Regions from separate parts of the Homo sapiens genome. Here region 1 is linked to region 2. Evidence: read pairs that join two places in POLR2A ChIA-PET (ENCODE). Cell type or tissue: MCF 10A. All regions are shown on one strand. Links, peaks and the distances in the headings refer to the core of each region. The heading gives the core; the rest is flanking DNA.

Region 1 (9,656 bases), core at 1,961-5,960, 80 kb before region 2:
TTGCATCTGAAGGAAATACAAGCAGGCACCAGCGTTAGAATGGCAGCCAGCAACGAGTGCAGCTTAGAATTATGTTTGCATGTGAACAGTTACATGCAAAATTGAGAATCCAGTTCTGTTGTGGTAGTAATATTATGGGTTATTATATCTTTTACAATTTGTTCTTAATGGTGCCATTGTCTTTTCAATTAAAAACACAACTTATCACACACACTTGAACATTTTCTAAACCAAGCTATTTAATTATTTTAATAAAAATACTTTCCTAATTTGAAAAGCAATATATGTTATTGTAAAAAGTAGAGAAAATATAATAAAGGCAGTAAAAATCACCCATCATTTCTTCACCCAGAAATTTATATCTTGCAGTGCTTTAAAGAAGAGATGAAGTGAACTCTTCCTTTTTTTCTTTTTTCTTTTTTTTTTTTTTTTTAGATACAGTCTTACTCTGTTGCCCAGGCTAGAGTACAGTGGTGCGATCTTGCCTCACTGCAAACTCCGCCTCCTGGGTTCAAGCGATTCTCCTGCCTCAGCCTCCCGAGTAGCTGGGATTACGGGCGCCTGCCACAGCACCTGGCTAATTTTTGTATTTTTAGTAGAGATGGGGTTTCACCATCTTGGCCAGGCTGGTCTCGAGCTCCTGACCTCATGATCCACCTGCCTTGGCCTCCCAAAGTGCTGGGATTACAGGTGTGAGCCACTGTGCCCAGCCTTTTTTCTTAAATTAACTTTTTATTTTGGAATAATTTTAGATTTACACAAAAGTTGCAAACATGATGCAGAGTTCCCATATACCCTTCACCTATTTCCCCCAAATGTCAATATCATACATAGCTATGGAACATTTGTCAAAACTCAGAAATTAACATTGGTACAATACTGTTAGTGAAACTACAAAGTCTCTTCAGATTTTGCCAATTTTTCTACTATGTCCTTTGTGTTGTCTAGGATCCTCTTCAGGGTATACATTGGGTGGACATAGTGCTCAGTTTTTATAAGTCTTCATTCTCCCCAGGTGTAATGTGCAAAATACTAATAAGGAAATATTGTCTTTATATTATCTGATGTTTGAGCTTCAGAATAAAACACTGGATACCTACCACCCTTGTATCAGTAGTTTGGGAAAGTGGGGAGTTTATTTTGAGTTGTCTTTGTCCAGGACCCTACAGAGGACCTGGTGTGAAGTTGAGGAGGATGGCTAAGACACAGCAGTGGTACCCTGCTTGGCAGGGGTGCAGGGTCCCAGGGCTTCGAGTGCTTGGCCTATAGAGGCCACTTGTTATTTCCTCTTTTAAGAGTAAGGAGCATAAGTGGGGACAAGTAACACACAGTAACATACTGTGGGCACACAGAGGGCCAAGAGGGAATGCAGCAATCTTCCCTTCTTTTCTCTCTCTCTCACCTTCCTTCCTTCTCTGAAATCTTCCCTTCTTTTCTCTCTCTCTCCTTCCTTCCTTCCTTCCTTCCTTCTTCTTTCCTTCCTTCCTCCCTCCCTCCCTCCCTCCCTTCCCTCCTTCCTTTCCTCTGTACCATTTCTCCTTTGTTCATCACTCAACAAATGTTTGAGTGTTAGGCACTGTGCTATGAGGTGCTGAGGATGTATCTGTTAACAGGACAGGCACCATCCCTGCCTTTGTGGAGCCTGCCATCTAGCAAGGAGGAGAGGCTTTCTTCAAATGACCCCACGAATAACTATACAACTACAGCTATGGTAAGTGCTATAAAGTGAGCTACCAGGAGACTTAATCTGGTCCAGCTGATCTAATCTGGGTGTCAAGGAAGGTTTCTGTGGGGAAATGACATTTAAGCTGAGTGTGACTAATGGGTAGGAGCTGCTAAGACAAGGCAAAAAGAGCAACCCAGGAAGACGACACAATTTGGGCAAAGGCTGGAGGTGGGAAAGAGTGCTGGCATGCATGGTCCCTCGTACAAAGAGGCTTTTCACAAACTTTGTTGAACAGATGAACGAAGCTCTCAGTTTACAATGTATTTGAAGGTATGTTTATTTAAGACACTAGAAATCCAACCAAAAATACTTGCCAATAGGACCCCAGATCCCCACCATGACCCCCGGTCTCCCAATTCCTATCAAAACAATCTTTCAGCATTATTTGGAACCTCCAAGGTAACCTACCTTCTTTCCCTCAGCCCAAACTATGGCCCAGCATGTAGTCACCCAGCTAACCCAGCCACCCTGGCTGGAGTGGATGGTGCTCTGCCCTGCTGGCATGGGCCAGGCCCCTGGCATCGTCAGTTTCACCTCCCTCCAGTTTCAGGTGTGTCCTCCCTAGCATGCTGGGGGTCTTTTGCTCTAGCTTCGACTGCAGCTGTGTGCATTGTAGTAGTTCACCCCATCATCCATCAAATCTCCTTACAGGATGACATACCCTCCTCTCTTGCAGGACCCCGTTGACCTGGAATCTTTATCTGCATAACTGCTGATGAAGGTCACTTGGTAGCCAACTACCAGGAGGTAGCTGACTATCTCAGGGAATCTTTGGAAGCCCATCAGGGCATGCTTGACAAGAGACTGGAGACCCAATCTTAGAGCTGCTGGCAAACTGGGCAACAGAAATGCTAAGGCCCAGAAATGCTATATTTGCCCTGGCATTACTGCATCTCTCATGGTTCCATCAGTCCCTGGAAGAATTGACTAGGGCAGTGAGAGGAGGATCTTCTTTTTGACTTCCCCTAAATCTCAAGGCCACACATAAAGAGATGTCCCAGGGTGTCCCAGAGGTAGAATAAGGCAGGAAGTTGGATGCAAGACAACCCATACTGTGACATATGTCTGCTATGATAATTTTATTTCTTCAGCCATCATCCAATGACTGCTTTATATGATTAAAATCAATCCTAGGCAGTGGAAACCCAAAGGGGAATAGACACAGGACTGTCTCTTCAGGAGCCTGCCTTTACCCTTGGAGGGAGCAGATGGGAGACACATCGGTGCTATAAGTGCTGGAAGGGCCTCTAAGCATGTCTGTGCTGGATGCGCAAAGGTGCGATTAATTCTGATTTGGGGAGATGGGCAGGGGTGGTTGGTAAACCTTGATAGTAGAGGTAACACTGGAGTTACTTATTACTTAATGAAAGTGGGTTGTTGAAACAGGCAGCTTGTGAGTTTAGGCAAGGTATGAGAACATTCCAGGCAGAGAGAACAGCAGATGCAAATGCATGGAGGTGTGAAGTAGGCACAATGTTTAAGGAGTTGTAAGCCATTTGTTAGGGCTGGAATTCCCAACTTGAATGAATTCTGGCAAAAAATTTAGGCTGCTCAGATAGGGAGAACTGGGTTGTGCCTGAGACTTCGGATTTTATTCTCTAGACCTGTGCAGTTCAATATGGTAGCCATATGTGACAATTTAAATTGGCTAAAATGAAATACAATTAAAAATCCCATTCTTCAGACAAGCACCCACATTTCAAGTGCTCAGTAGCCACTTGTGAGTAAGGGTTCTATATCTGCTCTGTCCAGTAGCCATACAGCCACCCAGCTGTCCAATATGGCTATTGGGCAGAGCAGATATAGGACATTTCTACCATCATAGGAAGTCCTATGGAACAGTGCTGGTCTAGACCACAGGAGGGGGACTGTGAGAGAATTTTATGCAAGGAAATGACATATCCATATTTGTATTTCACAGAGTTCTCCTTGTGGCCACTTGAGGATGGATCAGAAGGGGCATAACAGAAGGCTAGCGATCAGTTAGAAGATGATTGAAACTGCCAAGCAAAGAGTCTGTGGTCACAACAGAGGAATTGTCCCCCTTTGTTTTGTGGAAAGCTGAGTGGAGAATATTCCGGGTGACCAATGTTTCACCTCAGTCCCGATGTCCTCCCAGCTCAATTTGGGAGATAGGAGTCCCCTCAAAATCATAAACTAGCGAATCTGGGCATCCCACCTAGTAGGAAGAATCTCATTTCATCTCCGGTAGGTCCTGGAGCTTGTTATGTAAACATTGTGTGTTCACCAGACCCAGGATCTCCAGCTCCTAGGAGTCACATGTCCAAGAACCACCTCACTCACACCAGGTAAGGGGAGAAGATTCAAGTTTTGCCACCATGAACGTCAGGTCAGATGTTCAACTGAATCCCTAGTTGCCTATTGTCCTTAAATACCAAAGTAGTCAGCAGTTGGGAGGCTAAGAAGGCAGGAATAGCATATGAACATTGATAAAAATGCCATGGGTTTCTGTTCAGTTTCCCCAGCTGTTTGCAGCTGCAGAAGTGGGGTATGGGAACATTGACACATCCTTGCTCTGAGTATAATTAATGACAATGTGCCCAGTGTGCCACTGACTCAGAGGGAGCACCTGACAGGGATTCTGCTGGAGGCTTCTATGTTCTGAGGGTGTGGATGTGCCCACATGAACCACCCTGGGGCTTTTGAACATCACCCTTCTGTTCCCGGCTGAGTCAGAAGTGGATCCCGGAGTCAGAAGCCCTGATTCAAGGTCTAGACTTGCCAGTCAGCTAAAGACAGGTTTCTTTATAATACTTACTCCACAGACTCAGAGCCCTTACTACAGGCCAGGCCCTGTCCTAACTCCCTAGATATATTCATTTAATTCTCACAACAACTCATAAAGCCAACTCTATTATTAACTGTACTTTATAGAGAGGACACTAAAGCATGGAGGTCAAGCCACTTCTCCATGCTTACGCAGCTGCCAGTATTCAAACCCAGCCCCCTGGCTCCAACACCTGCACACTATGTGCCACTGAGAAATGCATAGTGCAGGCCAAAGCCCTGTGACACCCTCTATCGCCACTTCAGCAAGGGAAGCATCTATTGTCAGTGCTGTGATCACTATGATGATGGAGATCCTGTGAGGAGAACATGAGCTTCTTTGGGAAGGGGCTGGTAGAATTACCCTAAACACACACCAAGTTCCACACCTTTTATTATGACCCCAAACGGGGAGGTTGTGGGTAAAAGAAAGAGAGATCAGATTGTTACTGTGTCTGTGTAGAAAGAAGTAGACATAGGAGACTCCATTTTGTTCTGTACTAAGAAGAAGTCTTCTGCCTTGAGATGCTGTTAATCTATAACCCTACCCCCAATCCTGTGCTTCCTGAAACATGTGCTGTGTCAATTCAGGGTTAAATGGATTAAGGGCTGTGCAAGGTGTACTTTGTTAAACAAATGCTTGAAGGCAGCATGCTTGTTAAGAGTCATCACCACTCCCTAATCTCAAGTACCCAGGGACACAAAACACTGCGGAAGGCCGCAGGGACCACTGCATAGGAAAGCCAGGTATTGTCCAAGGTTTCTCCCCATATGATAGCCTGAGATATGGCCTCGTGGGAAGGGAAAGACCTGACCAAGCCCGACACCCGTAAAGGGTCTGTGCTGAGGAGGATTAGTAAAAGAGGAAGGAACGCCTCGTTGCAGTTGAGACAAGAGGAAGGCATCTGTCTCCTGCTCGTCCCTGGGCAATGGAATGTCTCGGTGTAAAACCCGATTGTATATTCCATCTACTGAGATAGGGGAAAACCACCTTAGGGGTGGAGGTGGGACATGCGGGCAGCAATACCGCTCTTTAAGACATTGAGATGTTTATGTGTATACATATCCAAAGCACAGCACTTAATTCTTTACCTTGTTTATGATGCAGAGATCTTTGTTCATGTGTTTACCTGCTGACCTTCTCTCCACTATTATCCTATGATCCTGCCACATCCCCCTCTCCGAGAAACACCCAATAATGATCAATAAATACTAAGGGAACTCAGAGGTCGGCGGGATCCTCCGTATGCTGAACACCGGTCCCCTGGGTCCCCCTTTTCTTTCTCTATACTTTGTCTCTGTGTCTCTTTCTTTTCCAAGTCTCTCGTTGCACCTGGCGAGAAACACCCACAGGTGTGGAGGGGCAACCCACCCCTTCAGAGGTCTTGCTGTCTCCATCACTGGATTCTGCTGCGATCAGACTCCTTTCCTGGGGCCTCCCATGTCCTTCCTGGCTGCATCACAAGTTTCATTGCACTTCCTTTGGAGGAACACTTCTTTGAGAAGTGGTTGTAGTGCACGGTGTGCTGGTACAGAGATGGCAAATCACACTTGCCAGTTTTCCCAGAGCTGAGCTAGGCACCACCTGCCTGTGCACCCTCCCACGCAGCTCCCACTTCAGTGAGCAGGGCCTGCCCCTGTGTCCTCACTGCCAACTGCAGCAGGCCAACATGCATATGTCTGAGTATGTCCTTAACAAATGAACACACTGCCCACAGGGGCAGTTGCTTCAGAAGACCTACTTCATCTGAAAAACATCACCAGCCAAACTGGCCTTGGTGTCAAGGTAATGATTTGAGAGCTTGGCACTGTAGAGCTTGTTTATTTCTATTGTTTTATTGGATAATCTCAGCAACTTGTACAGGAAGTCACAAGCACTGGAAAAGTCAGGAGTATTTTTCTGGCTTCAGGTCTAGATTGCTCCAGGGCTGAGAGTACCACCAGGACTCATTTTCTCTTGGTCTCTCAGCTCTGCCATTCTTGAACTCCATGTTGTGGCTCTCTCCATGTTGAAGGCTAGATGGCTGCAGAATGACTAACTTCAGGGTTGAGCTCAGTAGGAAAGAGTAAAAATCTCAGGGCGTCCACAGAAATTCCCAAGATTCATTCTTATTGGACTGGCTTAGGGTGTGTGGCCATCCCAGAACCAATCATTGTTGCCCATGGGATAAGCTCCACTCCTGGAGAATGAAGACAGGGCATATCCCCAAACAAAAATCAAAGGTCTTACTAGATGAAGAGGGAGCAGATACTGAGGAGTCAAACCACATGGGGAAACTATTCTCCATGACCCAGAGAGATGAAGTGTTGTCTCCAGGGCCACCCAGCAGGAAAGTGGCAGACATGAGTCTGAAACCCAGTCCTTCCACCTTTAAGATCCATTCTGAACCTGTGACCTGACCTAACCCTGGGTGTCCTAATTGTGGCTAGAATGTCAACAGGAAACCCAGAGGCTTTGCAACTTTGTGTACATGCAGAGACTGTCCTTGGGGACCCCTTTTATGCTATGACAAAGCCTGCCATTGCTTGCTGCTCACTGCCCTTGGTGTCCTGCACCTTCAGCTCTTGTCTCTGCTATAACAGATTACAGCAACAGCCTCTCACTCTCAGCCTGCCTCTAGCTCTGCAATCTTCTACCCACTGCAGGAAGGATTCTTTCCATTTCTCTCCTCCTGGAGCTGCTTAACGCTGAGCACCCTTCATGAGTGGCCTTGCTGACCTCTTCAGGCCCTTCTCCTGCCATACCCAACTCATGCTATGCATCCAGCCCAAGGAGATGCTGATGTCCCCCAATCCCAGGCCTCATTAGCTGAAGTTGCATCATTACCTGAGGTTGCACCATCAACTGAATCACTCCTATAAGAATAAGGAACCATGTAAAATGGGGAAATACAGTCTTTACCATCTCCAAAACTGCTCCAGGCTCTCCAGCATCCAGCCACTGGCAGTGTGCTCTGCCCAAATCATTCCTCGGCTGCCTGCTCCCCTCTGCTGGGTCAGCTCACACTGATCCTTCACATCACACCTTAGATCTCAGCTCCCCCAGAAAGTCTTTTCATTCACATTCTCAGCACCTCAATTTCCTTGTGGGGAATCCACCATGGTATGTGGTCTTTTTAGGACAGTAACTCCAATAGAGCCCCACCAGTCACAAATGTGGGAGGCTGACTCCTCCTTTGATCATCCCCACACAGCCAAGGACAGATGTGTAGCCTATGCTTAGCCACTGCGATGCTTTCTTCTGGAACATACCAGATGGAAGAAATGGCTGCCGGCCTTTCATGCTGTTAACACTGACTACAACTGCCCTCAGACCATTCCTGTGGTTCCTTCTTCTTAGCCCCTCCACCTTGAACTGCCTTCTTTCATGCCTGTTTCCAAGTTGGTTCTACAACTTTCTTGTACTTTTGTGGCTCATTATCCTTTCAATAAGCTCAGTTTTGCTGCTGTTAAACAAAATCTGTTTCTGCTGCCTGCAATCAAATGTCCTTGACTGTTACTCTCTACTTCTCCTCATTGCTCTCCAGTGTCCCCAGCCCCCTCACAGTGCCTGGCACAGAGGGGGCACCAGCAGCTGTTGCATGGATGCCTGTGGGCCATATCCTTCCCCCAGGCTTCTTGCAGCTGGCACTTCTGCCTCACACCTCAATGAGGCCAACTCAGTCACCTGGTCAAGCTCAGCTCCCTACCTCCATGTCCCCTCTCCACCACAGTGAGGACCGGCCCTCCTCCCCAAAGAGCCTTACCCCACACAAAGGCAGGAGCTGCTGTCCTTTTGGGTCAGTTCTGCTAGGGCCAATGCCTTTCAGAGTTTCTGCTTAGCTGTCTATCCTGTTCCTCAAATTCTCCTTCCTCTTCATTTAATCTAAAACCACATTAGGGTTTTAGATTCAACCCTGGGTATCAACACTGGGTAGTTTAAGATAATTGAAATGTCCTGTGGTTTAGTAACAAATAGTTGGGACTCCATTTTTTTTTTCACTCTATCGTGATTTGGGATTTGGTTACTTTCAGTTCCAGCAGAAAATAATATACATATATAGAGATAAAATTCTCCCAGAATATAGATTTTGTTGTAGGCCCAATGGAACTTATTGAATTTTCTGGATTTACTTTCCAAAATTAAAGCCGTTAAATGCAGGAGCATCACTTCATTTGGAAGAGACGTGGGTGTTTTTTATTTTTAAATTTCAAATATTTTAATCATAGTAATACAAACACCTGGTGAGGAATTAAAGTCAGAGGGGAGAGGAAGCTTATGGTGAAAAGCAACAGTCTCCTACCCCAGTTCCACCCTTTCAAGGCAATCTCTTTTATCAATGTCTGCTTAGTTTTTCTCTATTTCTATTACTCTGTAATAAACCTTTTTCACGAGTCTAATGTTTCCCTGTGTCTTAGATAAGGTTGTCCACACGTAGAGCCTGAGAAGGATTCAGGTGCATGTGATTTATTGAGGCAGGGGCAGAGGAGGACGGGAACGGGAAGCAGGCTGGGGCAGGGAAGGAGCTACAGAAGGATGGGGTCTCAGCTGGAGGTGGCTTTGGCCTGTCCACATGTGGAGCTCTGGACTTGAATTGCACCGAAGTTGATCCTACCTTGAGGCAGAAGAACTTTAGTCAGTCATCAGCTATGGGCTGCCCATTGTGGGTAGTTGGGAAGTGCACGTAACTTCCTCCAGAGAAGGGATCAGCTGAGCACTGTTTGCAGCTAACACTCTCAGCAGAGAGGGGCTAGTGGGGCATCAACAGAATCCACTACACAATCTTTTGATGATTTCTTTGGAATATATTTATTTCAAGAAATGGGATTATTAGATAAAATGGTGGAACATGTATGTAACTCTTAGAAAATGTTTCTTGGTGTGGGAAATTTAGGCATTAGTCTGGGCATTAATACTTCATTATGAGTTAATTGATCAAATATAAGCCAGCTGAGGCAGGCTACCAGCTGAAGGAATGGAATATGGTGTTGGCAATTGTTCAAGTCCTTTTGTGTTGCTGTAAAGGAATACCCAAGGCTGGGTAATTTATAAATAAAAGAAGTTTATTTGGCTCACGGTTCTGTAAGCTGTAAAAGCATGGCACCAGCATCTGCTCAGCTTCTGGTGATGCCTGGGAAACTTTTACTCATGGTGGATGGTAAA
Region 2 (9,656 bases), core at 2,396-6,395:
CCGGGCCATAAAGGGATCACTTGCCGCTCATCATTGCCAATGAACAGTTCTTCCTCCCTAAGTCCCACATCTCTGCTAAGGAGCCTGAGTATCTGGGGCCTTTCATCAGCCAAAAATAAGCTACCATGTATGAGGTATGGCTGTGCTGCCCTTCAACTTTTAGCAAGATGGTAGGGGATTGTGTGAAGAGCCCACGGCTGGCCCTTTCATGATTTATGTTGCCTCTCTGAGCCTCATCTTGAGGAGCACTTTGAGAAGGCCTGACCCATGCCCAACAAAAAGCTGATCTGCCAAAAGTACAGCTAGTGGGAATGACTGGTGACCTTGCCAATCCTGCAGGCCCCTCTGTGACTTCACTCTTAAGCTAGGCCACCGTAGAAACCATTCCTGGTCTCCATCTGGGTCTAAGTGGTGGTGGTGAGGTCCTGCCAGTGCCTGGCCCTCCCTAGAAGGAGCTCTTCGGGGGTTCTTAAGCTGTTTGTGGGATAAGCTCAGATAGAAACAAAAAGCAAGCTTACAAAGGACCAAAAGACTCCTATTGTCTTTGGTCCTCACTTTCTCTATCTGAAGACAATGAGGGAGTTGGACAAGCCAATCCCAGAGCCTTTCATTGCCCTAATCAAGATCAAATATAGAAATGTGAGCCAGAGGGAAATACAGGAGCCCTATCAAAGCTAGGCATGATAGGGCCTAGCTTGGTGTCACAGAGAGGAGGGCTCAAGCTAGGGGCTAGGAGGAAGACCCCAATCCCTATGGCCTGTTTGAGTGTATTATGTCCCTACCACATCAGCCAGTGTTTACAGGTTCTCTCCTGGGTTCTGATCTAATCTGATCTACTTCTGCACTGGGCTGCTCCGTCTCCCTGACCCCGTCTCCCCATCATCTGGGAAATTTTTCCACAGTTCCTGTTTCTCTCCTGAGCTTCCCTATCTCTGAGTCCTTAAGGGAAGGACAAAGTAGGACCCTCAGGTTGGGATTTCTGACTGCAAGCAACAGAAATTAATCAGATCTCAGCTGACTCGAGCAAAAGAGAAATGCATGAAAGGACACACAAGTAGCCCCAGAGAAAGGCATGTGTCAGGGTCAATTGATTTTTATCCTTGTGTGGCTCCACCAAGATTGAAATTCCTGGGAAGAAAGGATCTGCTTGGCCTTATGGGTTGGAGTGGGACTGGGTTAACATTTCTACCTATGTTGAAAGCATTTTCTAATGTCAGATGAACTGCTGTTATAGAAAACAAGGAGAACATCTGTTGAACAGACAAAAACAACTGATGCTTATCATTGGCTCATGCTCGTTAGAACATTCTGGAAACACTTTAGGATAGAGGGAGAAAGGTCTTGCTGTTTCTGCTCTTTGAAACTGCAAATAAAGAAAGTTCTGCTTTTGGAATCTGACTTAGCCTTAAGATGGATATGTTTAACTTGTCAGCATGTTGACAATGATAATGCCTTTGTTAATGAATGCCTTTGTTAACGAATGTTCCACATTCATTGACTTATTTTTTTCACAACCCCCTGTAAAAAAGGGAAGCAAGGCATTATTATTCCCATTTGACAAGTAAGGAAAACCAGGGCCTAGACATGAGTGGCAAGAACATAAAGGACATGCCTATGGCTACTCCTCTCCCCTCATTCTCAAACCCTCAATGAGACCAGAGGCCCAGCCCAGTGACCTTCTGGCTCCTTCATCTTCTGGCTCCTTGATCTCCATAATGAAGATGATGATGTCAAAGGACCTCCCTGGCCAGTATCTTTAAAAGGGAAATGACGATCAGGCGGGGTGACTTATGCCTATAATCCCAGCACTTTGGGAGGATGAGGAAGGTGGATCACCTGAGGTCAGGAGTTTGAGACCAGCCTGGCCAATATATGAAACCCTGTCTCTACTAAAAATACAAAAATTAGCCAGGCGTGGTGGCACACGCCTGTAATCCCAGCTACTCCAGAGGCTGAGGCAGTAGAATTGCTTGAACCCAGGAGGCAGAGCTTGCAGTGAGCCGAGATCACACCACTGCCCTCCAGCCTGGGTGACAGAGTGAGACTCTGTCTCAAAAAAAAAAAAAGGGTAACCTTGGACTCTGAGAAATTCTTCCATGTTTTTCCTAATATGCATCTCATGAGCTGCCGCATTTCCTTCTCTCGCACAATTTCAGGGATTGCAAGCAGGTTTTGCACTCCAGTTGCCAGTGACTGAAGTAATATGCTGGGAATCTTAGGTCAAGTGTGTGTGCCTGTCTGTGGCTGTTAATGTTCCAGTGAGCCCCCGGAGCCAGCCCAGTGCCTTCCCAGGACAGGAGATGACCTTCTCTCCGGGGATGACCATGAAGCTCCTGGAGCATTGGGTGCAGGAACAGGGCAGGTATCAAGTACAGAGGCCCAGATTGTCGCTTTGCAAGCAGGCTGTGTTAGGCTCTAGCTGTCTCTCACTCATTCCCACAGTCTATATATTCCCTTTGTTTCCCCAATTTTCTTCTTTCTCCTTGCCTTTCTCCTCTTCCTTAACTTATCTGTCTCTCTGTCTCCTGTGCTTTCATGTCCTCTTTCCTCCTAGAAGCCCAGCCCCCTTGGTTTCCTCTTGTCCCTCTCAGGGACAAGAGTCTAAAAAGACAATATGTCCAGGCACAGTGGCTCAAGCCTGTAATCCTAGCAGTGTGGGAGGCAGAGGCAGGTGGATCGCCTGAGGTAAGGAGTTCGAGACCAGCCTGACCAATATGGTGAAACCCCATCTCTACTAAAAATACAAAAGTTAGCTGGGTGTGGTGATGTGCGCCTGTAGTCCCAGCCACTTGGGAGGCTGAGACAGGAGAATTGCTTGAACCTGGAAGGCAGAGGTTGCAGTGAGCAGAGATTGTGACACTGCACTCCAGGCTGGGTGACAAGGCGAGACTCCTTCTCAAAAAAAAAAAAAAAAATTAAAATTAAAAAATAAATAAATGAAAATAAAAAGAATATAACCCATAGGTTATTGTCCCTGGGTTTGTCCCTGATAGAAGCCCAGCCTTGGCCAGTGCCCTATCACATATTATCTATTATACGAGCAGCGCCATTGCTATCGCGAAGGGATCTGTCATAGAAAATGCAGAGACTTTGAACCCCAGACTCAAGGTTGAATCTTCCTCCGCCGTGTGGCTTGGAGCAACTTGTTTCACTTTAATGCGCTTCAGTGACCTCTCTATAAAATGCATAATCATCATCATTAGTTCCCGTAGAGAGTGCATGAGATGACAGGTGCAAGGACCAGCCCAGGGAGGTGCCTCGGTCACAGGGAGTGACTTTCCTAGGAGTCTCCTCACACGTGTCACTCTGCCTGGGGCCAGCTTTCCTGGGGGACAGGTGAAAAGCCAGGCCAAAAACACAGGAATGTTTCTGCTGGAATGTGTCCCTTCCTGCCCTCAAGATCCCATCTCCTCTTCTAGCTTTGTTCTCACTTTTCAGTTCCCTTAACGTGACATCTCTGGTCACTCCACACTGGGCCACCAACGGGAACTGTGAATGATAGAAAAGACCCATCCCGGGGAGTCATGAGTGAGCATGGTCCAGCTTCCCAGATCCTGCCCCCAAGGCTGCGGTTTAATCACCAAACCATCTGAGCAGGTGTTACACGTAATTCGGGCCAGGTGTGGTTTAGGGAGGAGGTGTGGAATGACTCAGATAATAGATTTTGAAGTCAGGGTTATGTGAGTACAAACCCTGACACGTGTCTCCAAACCCTGTGACCTTAGGCAAAGTTACTGATCCCCTCCGAGACTTGGTGCCCTAACTGTAAACTTTGGTGATGACCCCTTTCTTAAGGGATTATAGGAAGCATTAGAGGTCATCTGTGGAAACCCTCTGACACACAGAAGGTGTGCAATCAATCCTCCCTCCCCCATGTTCTCCACAGCCAGAACAAGGAAGAATCGCACATGCTTGCATGGTGCTCAGTGTGCCCCGAACTGTTCAAGCGCCTTGCCTGTATTGTCTCATTTTATCCCATCACAACCCCATAAGGTCACTTATGTTATTATCACACTCATCTTACAGATAAGAAAACAGAGGGATGGAGAAGTTAAGTAACTTATTCAAGGTCACCTAGCATGCCAGAGCTGGGAGTGACAGTGGCTGTAATTGGTGGGCATTTGAGCTCGACTTGCATGGGAAGCTTTGGTGGAGGGTTGGGGGATCCTACGCCCTAAAGGGCACACAGGGCTATAGAACTCCCACGACCCCCTTGCAGATGCTGCCCATGGGGTATGCAGAAGAGTCACATGAGCCCAACTATCTAAGGACTTTGTCTGCAGGGGCTGCTGGATTTGTGGCCACCAACTTCTGCTGGACCTGTCTTTTGCTGCATTTGCTCGGCCACAGTTTCTCAGGACGGTCCCCTTTTCTCTGGAGCTCTTTCCAGCAAGTTTATTAAAAAGAGGGACCAGGTGAGCAGAAACAGATTGGATGTCAGAGACCAGGAGACTTCTGGCCACAGAGCCTGAACCATTTACTCTGTTACCTGAGATTATTTTTTCAAATGTCAAAGGCCTAATTTAGGATGACCCAGATGTTCACCAGTGCTCCAATTAATAAAGAAAAATGTATTTAAAAAGCCAACTGCAGAAGCAAACACATTTTGCTTTCGCAATTCTGTTGGGCTGCACCCTGGCCTTGACCTTAAAATAGCTCAGTTTACGTGCTGACAGCATATACATACACAGTCAGGATTTCCTGTGTCTCCACCTCACCATTTCCTCTCTGCCTCGGAGCTGGTCCCCTTCATTCCTCTTCCTCTCCCTCCCCACAACTTGTTTAGGTCCGTGAATAAATGTATAGGAATGTTCTGAGAAGCAGGAACATTTAGACTCCAGCCAGACAGGAGTTCAAATTCCACCTCAACCATTTCCCAGCTATGCAAGCATGAGCAGTTCACCTCTCTGAGTGTCAGATTTTCACTGGAAATTGTGAGAATACATGAAAATGATTTATCCCAGAGCCTAGCACAAGGTAAAAGAGCAATAATTGGAAGAGACAGGGAAAAGCCTTTCACCAAAAGCTAAGTGTGAGTTGGAGGCAGGGTGCGGCCTAGGGGGCCCCTGGCTGGCTTTTGGAGGACCTGCATGCCATTTGTCTCCCTCCACGGCTTCTGCCCCAGACATGGATTCATCCTGCTCTCATTTCTGCCTCTGAGATGGGTGGGCCCCATCTCTCCACAGAGCCATCTGCGACTCCCTCCTACCGAAGTAAAATGGACTTTTCCTACGTGTCTGCCCAGGACTCAGCCAGACTGATGAACTGAGCTTGGGGAACATTTGAACAGATTGAGGTGATGTTTTTACCAAGGCCCAGGAGCGATGCTTCAGGCAGCTCCAGCTGTCCGCTCGGCCTGTATTTCCCAAATATTTTGGACCAGGAGTGCCAAAAGCAAGCCCCTGGTCCAAGACACTTGGGAAATATTGGCCATGAACTATTCTGGCCATTTAGGAAATACTGGCTGTAAACTATGCTTAACACCAAAGGAGGACCAATGGTAGCCACTTGGGCAACAGTAGACAGAACCATAGAGGAAGATCTTTGCCTTGAACTTGAAGTCACACTGCTCAGGTAACTGTTCTGCCAATCTGTGCATCTGTGACCTCTACCTTCCCATTGCAATCAGGAGCCAAGGTCCAAAGATCACGGTTAGACCCCACTCTGCTTGTGACTCATGCATGACACAGGGCAGGCCATTACCCTACCGTTCTGGATGAAGGCAATAATCGTGTTTGACCTCTCCCTGCCTCGTAATGCTGACTCGGAGGATTAATGAGGAAATGAGAGCTAAGCTTTGTGAATGCCAGCCTTGTTCTCACGCTGGCTCCTCTGATTATTCCACAAAGCCAATGAGAAATAGCAAAGGTCAAAATTCTCTGTGAGGTTGAATATTCATGTTGCAGGAGGCGCCTCTCCAGGTATGGTTCTGCGCTCATGATCTGTGTGTCTCTGGTGCCAGGCCCCAGGGGGCACACTTACAAAAGGTGTACGGGGTGACGGTGGTGGTGGCATGGGTGTGGCATCTCCAGGTGCAGGCCACATGCCTGGGGTGTTTCACATGGCAAGTCAGCCACAGAAATGGGTCTTGCTGGGCCTTTTGGAAGCTTCCAGTGGTGCACCTCACAGACTGAACAGCCCCTCTCAAGATGAGGGTTACCATAAGCAATGCCATCATCTGTCTCACTGAGATGCTGCTACTCAACATTGGCTCCTCTTGTTTTCCACAGTCAACCTTCATATGTAATTTAATTTTGCTCTCTCTTCTGGTCAGTTGACAAACCCCGCAACACCATCTCTAGGATGCCATGGCTGAGGCCAGAGCTCTAGGAGGGCAGGAGCAGGGAAGCAGATGGGACAGTCGGCTGTGGCCCTGCTTCATGCAGCCAGCTTGGAGGAGCTGCTTCCCTCGGTGCTGTGGATTTTTTGAGTTAAAATTGAGAGCTTCCGGCCGGGCGTGGTGGTTACAGCTGTAATCCCAGCACTTTGGGAGGCCGAGGTGGGTGGATCACGAGGTTAGGATTTCAAGACTAGCCTGTCCAAGATGGTGAAACCCCGTCTCTACTAAAAATACAAAAAATTAGCCAGGTGCGGTGGCAGGCACCTGTAATCCCAGCTACTCGGGAGGCTAAGGCAGGAGAATCACTTGAACTTGGAGGGCAGAGGCTGCAGTGAGCTAAGATCGCACCACTGCACTCCAGCCTGGGCGACAGAGTGAAAAAAAAAGAGAGAGAGCGAGAAAGAAGAAAGAAAGAAAGAAAGAAAGAAAGAAAGAAAGAAAGAAAGAAAGAAAGAAAGAAAGAAAGAAAGAAAGAAAAAGAAAATTGGGAGCTTCCTTGGTAAAAGGTCTGGACAGCATCAAACTGGTTACCTCCAAATCATCAGACTTAGGGGTAGAACAGATTATTTCCAATTTAAGTTCGTTTGATAAGTAGTCACTCACATGGTTCAAAAATCAAAATAATATAAATTAGATATGATGGGAAATCTTGCCCACCTCTACCCTGGTTCACCCAGTCCCTCTGCCATACCCCTATGGGAAGCTACTTTTATTAGCTTCTTATGCATTCTTCTAGTATTTCTTTATGCAGATTCAAATATGTATTTTCATGCTGCCACCACCGTTAAGCACACAAAAGTTAGCATATGGTATTCCCTGTGTATCTGTCAGAATCTGAATAGGAAGCAAACGGCATGCTCCAGCCGGATAACTGAGGAAGGTTTAACTGTTCACAAGGGTGTGTGGACTAGGTGTGCAGGAGGCAATGAGGAACAGGGCTGGCAAATGCAGGGGAGTCAGAGGGGGGGGGGTGCCAAGGAGTAAATACCCCCACCTCGCTCCCTTTCCACTCTCTGGGCCTTCCGCAGGGCCCCCATTGGCCAATCCCTACCAGAAGTCATAAGGCAAGGAGGCCTGGCAAGGAGGCCTGTGGATGCAGTCTTTACAAGTCAGCCTCCGGACACAGAGCATTATGGAGGCAGGTATGGACAGCTCAGGGGTCCCGTGGAGAATGCATAGCACACCCTCCAGGGACACTGCCTTTGATTACCTGACAGTGTATCCTGGAGATCTTTCCATATTACTCATGAGTTAGATTTTAACATTGCTCCTGTTCCACTTGATCACCTTCTGCCCAGCATTGCCAGTGCACTTCTCCCAGGACAGCTGCTGCGCACCACTGCAGAGGGTATTACACCATCCGGCCATCACATGGCCTAGGTCCCAGTGTCCACCAGCCTGCTGGAGTAATCCTTTCCTTCAAAAGCCAAACATAGATCTCCGGCCCCCTTGTACATCCCTGTCAGCAGGCCAGTGCTCTTCTGGGTACTTCCAAGAAATGTTAGGGTGTCACAGTCTCCTCGCAGTCGCCTGACCGCCTCCCTGCTCCTCCTTGCCTCTGGCTCTTGGGCCATTCCTTTGCACACCACAGGCTCACAGGCTTTGCCTGAGCATGGACAGAGCTCTCCCCACCCCATGCAGTGCCTCCAACCCATAGCACATGTGAAACACTCTGCCCTTGGGGCATATGGACAGCAGAGGGTATTAAGGCACAGAGAAGGAACACAGTTAACATCTATCAACAGTCCTCACTGCTGGCAAAATTCATTGTTGGCCCTGCCCCAGGGAGTTCTTTCTTGGCCATCTGTTTCCCTGGGCTCCTGCTACTGCCATTGCTGGGCCCTCCCCTCCCATCCTTCCTCCATTTCCTTTCTCCGTGGAGACCCAGCCCCACGCCACACTGCCTGTCCTCCTGCAGTTCGGCTGCTGCCTCTTTCTTCTACTGTCTTATACGAAGCAACTGAGCTCCCACTTGCCTCGCAGTCTCCCACAACTATGAGTCCAATAACTTGTTCTGTTTCTTCTTTTTAAAAATGTTATGTGTTTATATTTTAGAGATGGGGTCTCATTATGTTGCCCAGGCTGGTCTCAAACTCCTGGCCTCAAGCATTCTTCCTGCCTCCACCTCCTGAGTAGCTGAGATTAGAGGGGTACACCACCACACCCAGCAATTAACTTGCTCTCTCAAACCAAAGGGCTGTTTTCTCTCTAGCTGATTCCTGCTAAACCCCTATCCACATTATCCACTGGAAACATAACATGGGCCATAGAAGTAATGCTAGATATTCCACTAGCTATGTTTAAAACATTAAAAGGAAGAGGTGAGATTAATTTTAATATATTCTACTTAACCCAATACATACAAAATGTTATCTTTTCAATGTTTATGCAAAAGAAAATTATAATGAGATATTTTCATTCTGGCAGATCATGAGCTATTTTAAATTTGGTGCGTAGTTTGCACTTAACAGCACATCCCCCTTCGCACAAACCGCTTTTCTAGTGTTCTGTAGCCACATGTGGCTAGTGGCTACGATATCAGGCAGAAGGGCCCTAGAATGCAGAAAGACCTATAGCTAGCTTTTTCTAAACAACCAGATGCCCACCCTCCACCACTCAGCGGATACAGTGAGTTCATGCTAATGAACAATGTATATTTCATTGCCCTTGCTTCTCTCGCCATGAAAACCTCTATGCCCCCTCGTAGCTCACTGAGACGTTTCCAGAGATGAGTTTAATGATCTTTGTCCCGGACTCTTGTGTCTTTGTCTCCTGCTCTGAGGCCAGAACCCCACCTCAGCTGCTGTTTCCAGAGCCTCTGGGGAGTGTCGGCACTGCCCCCAGGACATTGGCTGTGTTCTTCCAGGTGCTCCAGTGGCCTTAGCCTGTGAGTCCTCATTGTACCAAAGCTACTCCATGTACCTCTGGGCAGGAGGAGAATGCCATGCTCCCTAACTCCTTGTCACACCAAGTCAGCAGGGCCCCCCCAGTGGTGTTGTTTGAATCTAAACTCACAGTGGAAACAGCTCCTTTAGGAGGACTGAGGTAAGAATCAATATTTGAGACAGGCAACATTTATCCCTGCTACTCCTTTCTCTTTTCAAGCAGCTGTGCAAACCTCCTTTCCTTGTCTCATTTATGTTCATTAGTATGTGGAAAAAAATGGGAAGAGGCAACACAGTGTTTCCTAAAGTAGTTTCCTAGGATGTTACTTTGCTTTTACTAGAGGGGGTCCTTTATCAAATAAATAAGTGCTGAGTTAGGCAGGTATCTGAACTATGGATTTCAAGCCTTTGGTACCATAATGTGTGCTCTA

Evidence for each region. Peaks named below come from ENCODE experiments on the same cell type or tissue, not always from the same donor. Only the 100,000 strongest peaks of a DNase experiment are listed, where the experiment ranks them.
Region 1: POLR2A ChIA-PET joins it to region 2 with 5 read pairs; 3 of 35 experiments call an interaction of 5 or more read pairs at or near these places.

What each region holds. Positions count from the first base shown.
Region 1 is chr3:43,254,541-43,264,196 of GRCh38, reverse strand. It overlaps LOC105377052 (a long non-coding RNA gene), which reads left to right and starts at 1,622. Exons shown (of 3, transcript XR_940778.1): 1 at 1,622-1,711; 2 at 2,861-3,002; 3 at 3,648-3,840. In MCF 10A, for the core only: no CTCF peak of the experiment used is centred there; a DNase peak (open chromatin) is centred at 4,366.
Region 2 is chr3:43,175,282-43,184,937 of GRCh38, reverse strand. No RefSeq gene overlaps it. Among named protein-coding and RNA genes, the nearest start is that of POMGNT2, 74 kb to the right of the region's middle. RefSeq lists enhancers at 3,079-3,128, 4,761-4,820, 5,527-5,821, 5,587-5,881. In MCF 10A, for the core only: no CTCF peak of the experiment used is centred there; DNase peaks (open chromatin) are centred at 3,617, 4,707 and 5,717.